2 separate regions of the Homo sapiens genome follow, and region 2 is linked to region 1. Evidence: read pairs that join two places in POLR2A ChIA-PET (ENCODE). Cell type or tissue: B cell. All regions are shown on one strand. Each heading gives the region's core, and the rest is flanking DNA. Links, peaks and the distances in the headings are about the cores only.

Region 1 (8,115 bases), core at 2,762-5,261:
GTTATAGCATTAATAAGCTGTCTTTAATAGTTCACCTGAAAATAAGACCAATGAAGCCAATGGAAAAGTAAATGTATTTTATAAAAGATTCTAATTGAACTATTCCTAACTAGATTCTCCTTTGCAGAAATTGTAGGATATTATATTTTCTAGGTAATATTTAGATGCTTATTCTTGCTCAGGAAGTAGATTATGGGGCTTCTAGGTGGAGAGGCTGGCGGTAGAAAGGCTGTTTTGGAGGCTGTTGTAATCTAGGAAAGAAAGAATGCATTAATGTAGTGGCACAGTGGAACAGAGTGGAGGAGGTGTTAGTAGAGATGTTTGGGTGGTAGAATTGACAGGGCTGGAGACTGACATAGGGATGTTGGCAGAGGAGTCATCTAGGGCACTCCAGTTTCTAGCTCGGGCCAGACAGTATGGTTTTGGTATCCTTCATCTGGGAAAGGGAATGGGGGGGAGAAAAATAGGTTGTATTTTGAGGTATGTATGATATCTAAGTAGAAACACATAATAGGCAGCTGTTTATGTGAGTTTGTTGCTCAGGAGAGAAGTATGGACTGTAAATACCTATTTGCCTTTTTTCTTTTTTCTTTTTTCTTTTTTTTTGAGACAGGCTAGAGTGCAGTGGTGCGATCTCAGCTCACTGGAACCTCCACCTCCCGGGCTCAAGTGATTTTTGAGCCTCAGCCTCCTGAGTAGGTGTGCGCCATCATGCCCGGGTAATTTTTGTATTTTTTAGTTGAGACAGCGTCTCACCATGTTGGCTGAGCAGGTGTCGAACTCCTGGCCTCAAGTGATTCGGTCTCCCAAAGTGCTGGGATTATAGGCGTGAGCCACCACGCCTGGCCCCTGTTTGGCACTTTTTAACAGGTATTAGTTGAAATGGTGAATTTGGAATCTGTGTTTAAACCTTGGTGCTGTGTGTGTGTGTGTGTGTGTGTGTGTGTGTGTGTGTGTGTGTGTGTGTTGAGTGATGAGGGGAGGCAATTAGTCACCACAGCATCTACCAAATTTTATTATCATTTATATGTTGTTTCTCAACCCATTTGATTTAAAATTCTTAGAATACTTACTTGAATGAATATGGAGAAATAAAACATGACATTCTTTTCCCCTCTAATGAAGTCTGTGCATAATTAGTTCTTTTATTAGAAAAAGCTGCACGGGGAGTGCACACATGCTTAATTTTCCCTTCAACATTTTATTATGAAAAATTTCAAGAATACAGAATGGTTGAATTTTTCTGTTAACATATGTATACCCACAATCTAGAGCCTACTATTAATATTAACATTTTACTATATTTGCTTTATCACACATCTGTCTCTCCATCCTTCTCTGTATACAGTTGGCCCCCTATGGGTTTCATATCCACAGATAAAAAATATTAAAAAACAATGCAACAATAATACGCATAAAAATACAATGCAGTATAACAACTATTTACATTGTATTAGGTATTATAAGTAATCCAGAGATTTAAAGTATACCAGAGGATGTGTATAGGTTATATGTAAATACTATACCATTTTATGTAAGGGACTTGAGTATTAGCAGATTTTAATATCTGTGGGAGTCCTGCAGCCAGTTCCTCCGAGGATACTGAGGGCTGACTATAATTTATTTATTTATTTAGATGCATTTCTAAATAAAAAGTAAGTTGTAGTCAGCACACTATTGCCTAAGTATGTCAGTATTTATATCGTTACCTAGGGTTCAATAATGCTTATATATATTTTTTCCTTTTGTGATATATATATAGCGGAATGCACAGATTATTGGGAAAGTTTTAACAGATGCAAACGTGTAACTCAAACTCCTTTCAAGATTACAGAATGTTCTGGGGGTGATGGCAAAATTCCCTGAAGCTCCTTCCCATGTCACTCCTCGCTTTGCCTCCCCTGCTGCCCATACTGTTTTGTTTCTACTATAGATTAGCTTTTTTTTCCTGTTCCAGAATTCATCTAGGAACCGTAAAATATATACTCTTGTGTAAGGCTTTCTTCACAGCATAATGTTTTTGCAATTTATCATGTCATGTATATCAGTTGTTTGCTTTTCTTGTTTTCTGATGAATCTTTGGGTGAATACACCACAATTTATTCATCGTCTTGTCGATGGATACCTGGGCTGTTTCCAGTTTTGAGCAATACCTAACATTGAAATTGACTTGTCAGAGGGTAGGTGTTTGTTTAATTCTGTAAGAAACTGCCAAGTTTTTTCCTTTTTTTTTTTTTTTTTTTTTTTTGACACAGACTTGCTCTATTGCCAGGCTGGAGTGCAGTGGCACGACCTCGGCTCACTGCAACCTCCGCCTCCCATGTTCAGGCGATTCTGCCTCAGCCTCCTGAGTAGCTGGGACTACAGGCATGCGCCACCAAGCCCAGCTAATTTTTGTATTTTTAGTCGAGACGGCGTTTCACCGTGTTGGCCAGGCTGGTCTCAATCTCCTGACTTCGTGATCCGTCCACCTTGGCCTCCCAAAGTGTTGGGATTACAGGCGTGAGCCACTATGCCCGGCCCCAACTTTTCTTTCAAAGTTTGTTGAACCATTTTATACTCTCACCATTGCTGTGTGGGAGTTAGGGTTAAACCATGTTTTAGCCATCCTGCTGGTTATGTAGTGGCATCTTATTGTGATTTTAACTGGCGTTTCCCTGATGATTAATGATTTAACACAAATTTACTGAGCATTTATATATCATGTTTTGTGACATCTGTTCAACTTATTTGCCCAATGTTTTATTGGTTGTTGGAGTTTCAGAAATGTTGGATTCATGTCAGATTTATGTTTCGTAGATTTTTTTCTTCATCTGTGCCTTGCCTATGTATGCATTCTCTCCCTTTTCCCCTCCTCCCTCTCTTTCTTCCTGTAACAGCTTTATTGAGAAAAAATTTATATACTCTATGCATTTTCTTAAAAGTGTCTTTTTATGGGAGAAAATTTTAATTTGCCTTTTTTCCCTGTAATTATTGAGAAGAGCTTTTGCCTTCCTGTGATGATTTTTCTCCTAGGTTTCCTTCTCCAAGTTTATGGGTCTAGCTTTTAGGTTTAAATCGATATATCTTGAATAATTTTTTTGTATGGTGTGAGGTATGCATTGAGATTTTTTTTCTGCATGCATATCCAGTTGTTCCAGCACCACTTATTGAAAAGATTATCTTTTCTCCACTGACGTCTTTTTAAAAAATTAGTTGTCTTTATATGTGTTGATTTCTGGACTCTGTCCTGTTTCATTGATATATTTGTCTATTTTTGAGGCCACTACCATACCCTCTTAATTGCTGTAGCTTTGTAATCTTGAAATCAGATACTATTAGTCTTCTATCATTATTCTTTTTTTGTTGTTGTTTTGGATATTCTGTGCTCTTTGAATTTCCATATGAATATTATAATTAGTTTGTCAATTTCTACAAAAATGGCTTGATGGGATTTTCATTGTGATTGCATTTAACTTGTAGATTAATTTAGGAGAGACTTGACATCTTAACAATATTGAGGCTTCCAATCCATGAACATTGTATATGTTTAAGTTTTTTAAAATTTCTCTTACCAGTGTTTTTTAGTTTTCAGCATAAAGATTTTACGCATGATATTATGAAGATTTTCTTTTTTGGGTGCTATTGCAAATGCAGTTTTTAAAACTTTATTTTTCTGGTTTGTTGTTGCTACTATATAAAAAATGCAACTGATTTTTTAAATTAAACTTGAATCCTGTGACCTTGCTAAATTCACTTACTAATTTGCTGCTTTGTAGATTCCTTAGGATTTTCCATAAGCAGCAATTCGTCATCTGCAAGTAGAGGCTATTTTCCCTTTCTGTCCTTTCTTTTTTTTCCTTTTCTTTCTTTGCCTTAGTGCAAAGGCTAGGACCACCAATACAATGTTGAATAGAAGTGGTTAATCCTTGCCTTCTACCTGACCTTAGGGGGAAGGAGTTCAGTATTTCAAAATTAAGTATGATGTTCTAGATATTTTAATATATGATCTTTATCACATTAGGGGAAATCACTTCTCTTCCTACTTTTCTGAGAGTTTTTGTCAAGACAGATGTTGCATTTTATCCCTGCTTTTTCTGTCCCCCAGCCAACCCCACCCCCACCTCTTTTTTTTTTGAGATGGTCAGCCTCCTGAGTAGCTGGGTCTACAGGCACGTGCCACCACGCCTGGCTACTTTTTGTATTTTTAGTAGAGACAGGGTTTCACCATGTTGGCCAGGCTGGTCTCGAACTCCTGCCCTCAAGTGGTTCGCCTGCCTTGGCTTCTCACAGTGCTGGGATAACGGGTGAGCCACCATGCTCGGCCTTTTTCTGCCTCTTTTGCATTACGTTGTTCTTCTCCTTTATTCTGTTACGGTGAATTACCTTGATTTTCAGATGTTAAACCAATCTTGCATTCCTGGAATAAACCCTACTTTGTCATGATGTGTTAGTATTTTAATATTGCCAACTTTGATACTATTTTGTTAAGAAATTTTGTGTATTATTTAAGGATAATATGATTTTCTTTATTTGTAATATCTTTGTGTGGCTTTCATGTTGGGATCACGCTGGTCTCATGAATCAAGCTGGAAATGTTTTCTTCTTTATTTTTTTGAGAGTTTATATAATATCAGGGCTGTTTTTTCCTGAGCTATTTGACACAATTCACTAGTGAAACCATGTGCCTGGAGTTTTGTTTGTGAGGAGCTTCATATATCAATTTCTTTCTTCCTTTTCCCTCTACTTTTCCCTTTTCCTTCCCCCTCCTCTCCCCTCTTTTCTTCCCCCTCCTTCTCCTCTTTTTCTTCCTTTTTTTTTTTTTTTTTGAGCTTGTCTCCCAGGCTGGAGTGCAGTGGTGCAACCTCGGCTCACTGCAGCCTCCGCCTTCCGGGTTCAAACGATTCTTATGCCTCAGCCTTGAGTTCCTTGGCTCAGCTGATCCTCCAGCCTCATCTTCCCAAGTAGCTGGGACTACGGGTGCACGCAGCCATGCCTGGCCAATTTTTAAAATTTTTTATAGAGTTAAGAGTCTGACCTTGTTGCCCAGGCTGGTCTCAAGCTCCTGGGCTCAAACAGTTCTTCCACCTTGGCCTCCCAAAATGCTGAGATTACAGGCGTGAGCCGCCATGCCCATTCTTTTCTAACTTAAGAACGAAGCTCAAGTCTTTGCTTTTAGGCCTTTCTTTTCTCATATATGCATTCACAACTATAAATTTCCCATTCGTCACTGCTTTAGCTGCATCTCATGATTTTTTTCTTATTTATTTATTATTATTTTTTACACAGGGTCTCACTCTGTCTCCTAGGCTGGAGTGCAGTGGTACAGACATGCTTCACTGCAGCCTCAGCCTCCTGGGCTCAAGCAATTCTCCCACCTCAGCTTTCTGGGTAGCTGGGACTACAGGTGCACACCACCACGCCCGGCTAATTTTGTATTTTTTTAGTAGAGACAGGATTTCTCCATGTTGGTCAGGTTGGTCTCGAACTCCCGACCTCAGGTGATCCACCTGCCTCGGCCTCCCAAAGTGCTGGGATTATAGGCATGAGCCACTGCACCTGGGCAATTTATTCAATTTTTTTTTATGGCCCAGCATATCATCTATCTTGGTGATTATAGATGTACTTGAAAAGAATGTGTATTCTGCAGTTATTATGTATAGTGTCTTTAAAATATCAAATGAGTCAAAGTGGTTAATAACCTTCATTTATTCTATGTGCTTGCAAATTTTTTTGTGTACTTCTGTTGTCTAGTTTTATCAGTTTAAGGGGGTGTTAAAATTTACAACTAATACTGTGAAAATGTCTTTTTCTCTTTCTCTGTTTTTTTTTTTTTTTTTTTTTTTTTTTTTTTTGAGACAGGGTATCACTCCGTCGCCCAGATGGGAGTGCAGTGGCATGAGCTCAGCTTGCTGCAACCTCTGCCTCTCAGGCTCAAGCGATTCTCCTGCTTCAGCCTCCTGAGTAGCTGGGATTATAGGCACACGCCACTACTGCCTGGCTAATTTTTGTATTTTTAGTAGAGATATGGTTTCACCATGTTGGCCAGGATGGTCTTGAACTCCTGACCTCAAATGATCCACCTGCCTCAGCCTCTCAAAGTGCTGAGATTTTTCCCTTTAATTCTGTCAGTTTTTGCTTTATGTATTTAGAGATGGTGATTAGGTGGCTGTACATTCAGGATTGTTACTTGTTTCTGATGAATTGACCATTTTATAATTTTGAAAAATTCCTCTGCTTAAAAGTCTACTTTATCTGATACTAATGTGTCAATTCTGATATTACTATATGGGTACTGTTTTCATGACATATAATATTTTATTTACTTTGTTCCTTTTTTTATGTTACTTTGAAGATCTTGTTGCTTACCAATGTTTATTTACTTTGAACCTACCTGCTTTCTGTATATTTAAAGTGCATCTCTGTGGGCAGCATGTAATTGATTCTTTATTATCTAATGTCTGCCTTTTAATGAGAGTGTTTAGTCATTAACATTTCATGTAATTATGGAGAGGTTGGACTTCAGTCTACCATTTTAATATTTGTATTCTGTTTGTCCCTTCTGTTTTCAGTCCTTTGTTATTCCTTTTCTGCCTTTTTGGGGGATAAATTGAATACCTTTAGAATTCTATTTTAATTTTTCTACTGACTTTTTTGCTATACCTCTTTGCATTTTCTCTCTCCTGTTAGTTATTGCTTTCACTTTTACCATTTACTTAGAGTTAATGTTGTAGCACTTTGCATAAAATGTAGAAACCTTGCAACTCTCTAGGTTTGTTCCCCCCAGTTTGTTTTGCTGTATTTGTCTGATATATCCTATCTGCATAATTTGAAACTTCTTAAGATAACGTTACAAGTTTTACCTTAAAAGAACACAGTCCAATTTATATTTATCCTGTATTTACCTTTTTTGTTTTTGAAACAGAGTCTTGCTCTGTCGCCCAGGCTTGTGTGCAGTGGCACAATCTTGGCTCACTGCAACCTCCATCTCCCGGGTTCAAGCAGTGCTTGTGTCTTAGCCTCCCAAATAGCTGGGATTACAGGTGTGCACCACCACACCTGGCTAATTTTTGTATTTTTAGTGGAGATGGCGTTTCACCATGTTTGCCAGGCTGGTCTTGAACCCCTGGCCTCAAGTGATCTGCCTGCCTTGGCCTCCCAAAGTGCTGGGATTACAGGTGCGAGCCACTGTGCCCGGCCTACATTTACCATTTTTGATGCTCTTCATTTCTTTTCTTTCTTTCTTTTCTTTTTTTTTTTTTGAGATGGAGGTTTGCTCTTGTTGCCCAGGCTGGAGTGCAGTGGTGCAATCTGGGCTCACTGCAACCTCCACCTCCCAGGTACAAGTGATTCTCCTGACTTAGCCTCCCAGGTAGCTCAGATTACAGGCATGCGCCACCATGCCTGGCTAACTTTTTTTGTATTTAGTAGAGACAGGGTTTCACCATGTTAGGCTGGTCATGAACTCCTGACCTCAGGTGATCCACCCGCCTCTGCTTCCCAAAATGCTGGGATTACAGGCATGTGCCACTGCGCCCAGCCTAATGCTCTTCATTTCTTACAGACTATTTGAGTGTCTGGTACCATTTTCTTTCAACTTGAATAATTCTCTCTCTCTTTTTTTTTTTTTTTTTTTTGATACAGGGTCTTCCTCTGTCGCCCAGTCTGGAGTGCAATGGCGCGATCTTGGCTCACTGCAACTCCACCTCCTGGTTCAAGCAATTCTCCCACCTCAGCCTCCTGAGTAGCTGGGATTACAGGCACCCGCCATCATGCCTGGCTAGTTTTTGTATTTTTGTAGAGATGAGGTTTCACCATGTTGGCCAGGCTAGTCTTGAACTTCTGACCTCAGGTGATCTGCTCGCCTCAGCCTCCCAAAGTGCTGAGATTACAGGTGTGAGCCACCTCGCCTGGCCTCTTTTTTCTTAAAATATCTTTATTTGCCTTCATTTTTAAAGAATATTTTCCCTGGATATGGAATTCTAGATTGGCAGCTTTGTATTTGAGCTCTTTAAAGATGTTGTTTTATTGTCTCTGTTCTCTTTTGTTTCTGCAGTACAATATGAAGATGTCTGTGGTCATCCAATTTATTGTTCTTCTTTATGTAAAGTTTCATTTTTCTCTAGCCATTTCAAG
Region 2 (2,500 bases), core at 1-2,500, 270 kb before region 1:
TTAGCTGGGCGTGTTGGTGGGCGCTTATAATCCCAGATAGTCAGGAGGCTGAGGCAGGAGAATCGCTTGAACCGGGAGGTGGAGGTTGCAGTAAGCCGAGATTGCACCACTGCACTCCAGCCTGGGCGACAAGAGCGAAACTCCATCTCAAAAAAAAAAAAAAAAAAAAAAAACAAACTATTCTGTATAGGTAATGAACGATTTTCAAAAATCTTAGATGAATCAATGAGATAACAGCCAAACACTCACTCAACTGGCATCTACTCAAAAAGCTATTGGTTTCTCATGATTAGCTTTGCCAAACCATCTCCCTAGATTATTTTTCTTTTTAAATTTCACTTTGCATTTGGTTAATCATTCCCTGGGAAAGCACACGGGGCAGGTGGGCCTCCTTGTCTTCACTTTGCCATTCCCTATCTGATGAATTCTGAACCTCAGTTTTTCATCCAAGAACTGGAGTTAAAACACCTGCACTATTATACAGGGCGTGAGGCTGTTGTCATGATAATCAATGAGCTGATGTGTGGTTGAAGCTCTTATCTGACTCCATAGATAGTTTTAAACTACCTAAGTATAAATTCAGCAGCTTTGCTTAAGATTTAAAGCAGGTATTATAAATATGCATTCCTTTGCCAATCTTTTAATAGAAGGACAGGCCTATTCTTTTGAAGATGGATCTGCTGATGAGAGCTCCCCTTTGTCTACTTTACATCAACCACACCCTTATTTCATTGTTTTGTGATTCCAGTGTTGGTTTCTTTAAAGTAAAGGAAGAATTTAGATATTTGCCGAGCCATTCTGAATATAGAAACTTCCTAGATCGCATATCCCTTGATCTTTTATCGTTAATTTACTCTCATCTAATTAACAGCGTTTTGTTTTTTTTTTTAGAAATTGACTTTTATTAAGTCTTTCCAAAGTAGCCAACTTAGTTTTCAAAGAAAATTTCTCTCTATTTTTATGTTCATCTAATCAGTGACAGTAATAAGTCAATCAGCTCATGTAATCCCAGTAACAAACAGCAGGATTGTGGACACACACAGTGGAGCCCTGATATGCTGCAGCTGGACAGTGGGAGCTGAGCAGGCAGGGCACCCCCCCCCCCCCGCCCCGCCGGCCAGGACTCCAGGCCTTCGGTGTTCAGTCTTGCCATGGCATCAGTCATTGGTTTTGTATAGGGAGCAGAGAAGGTTATTTAATCTGGTTAGTCAGATAAGTGGAGTTTACTCGTATGTGAAATTGCTTTCTTTGCTGTGCTGTGAGGAGCTGTACAAATATAAGGTGCTGTTACTGATTATTCAGCCAACATTTATGGACTACCAACTCTGTACCTGGCACAGTTTTGGTTCTGGGGTCAGAGATGACAAACTCCTACCCTGGGAGTCCACTGAGCGACCATACCAATAGGTCATGGCCTCAGAGCCGCGTGGCCCACGGCCCCTGTGACTCTCTCTGCTGTGGACCTTTCTCCTAGAACCCGATCATCAGCCAGTTCTTCCCCACCCTCCTGCTCTGGTCCTTCTCGGCCCTGCTCCCCTCCATTGTCTACTACTCTACACTGCTGGAGTCTCACTGGACCAAGTGAGTGCCCGGGAGCCCCGAGGCCCTGCCCCTAAGAAGGATATCTCTGACCGCTCCCTTGTCCACACCCTAACCCCCCAGCTGCTCAGGCAGTGGGCACATGGCAGGGGCCTCACTGGGGGCACATAGAGCATTTGGGGGACTGCGAGTGCTCACCTTTGACTTCCTGCAGGTCGGGGGAAAACCAGATCATGATGACCAAAGTCTACATATTCTTGATCTTCATGGTGCTGATCCTGCCCTCCCTGGGTCTCACCAGGTATATGCCACCACCTTCTGCTCTAAATTCAGAATAAGAGTCACATCAGGAGAGCACTGTCCCCAGGAGAATGCAAACGGTTTGGCAGCAGAAGCAAACCTCTAACAATATCTAAGCCTGTCGCAACCACTCGGCGTGCAGTAGGGCTGGGTCATTGATTCTTCTGGCAATATGATTGATTGTTCTTCTTTAAAAAAGAAAAAAACACCATATTGGTCAGGCTGTTCTTGAGCTCCTGACCTCAGGTGATCCACCCGCCTCGGCCTCCCAAAGTGCTGGGATTACAGGCGTGAGACTCTGTCTCAAAAAAAAAAAAAAAAAAAACCAGCTTGAAAATTTTGTGGCCAGGCACAGTGGCTCACGCCTGTAATCCTAGCATTTTGGGAGGCCGAGGTGGGCAGATTGCTTGAGCCCAGGAGTTCCAGCCTGGGCAGTCTGGCGAAACCCCATCTCTACAAAAGAGAAAAGAAAATGAAACTTATCAAGGACCTTCCACTTAGGGAAGGCCTCATCATGGCTTTATTTATCTCAAGGAAGGAAGTTTCTGTTAAAGCAGACTGTGACAGGTCATGCCGTAGTAAGTGGCATCGTTGAGAACAAAAGTCAATCTCGAGCTTTGGCCTGTTTTTAGAGCAAAAGAAAATGAAAGCATGTGTAGTG

What was found. ChIA-PET counts read pairs that join two places held together with the same protein. Peaks named below come from ENCODE experiments on the same cell type or tissue, not always from the same donor. Only the 100,000 strongest peaks of a DNase experiment are listed, where the experiment ranks them.
Region 2: POLR2A ChIA-PET joins it to region 1 with 5 read pairs; 2 of 35 experiments call an interaction of 5 or more read pairs at or near these places.

The regions. Positions count from the first base shown.
Region 1 is chr1:225,582,935-225,591,049 of GRCh38, reverse strand. All of the region lies in intron 1 of ENAH (ENAH actin regulator), which reads left to right. Among named protein-coding and RNA genes, the nearest start is that of ENAH, 66 kb to the left of the region's middle. In B cell, for the core only: no CTCF peak of the experiment used is centred there; no DNase peak of the experiment used is centred there.
Region 2 is chr1:225,855,992-225,858,491 of GRCh38, reverse strand. It overlaps TMEM63A (transmembrane protein 63A), which reads left to right. Exons shown (of 25, transcript NM_014698.3): 16 at 1,475-1,581; 17 at 1,754-1,840. Among named protein-coding and RNA genes, the nearest start is that of TMEM63A, 25 kb to the left of the region's middle. In B cell, for the core only: no CTCF peak of the experiment used is centred there; no DNase peak of the experiment used is centred there; H3K27ac peaks cover 1,189 bases.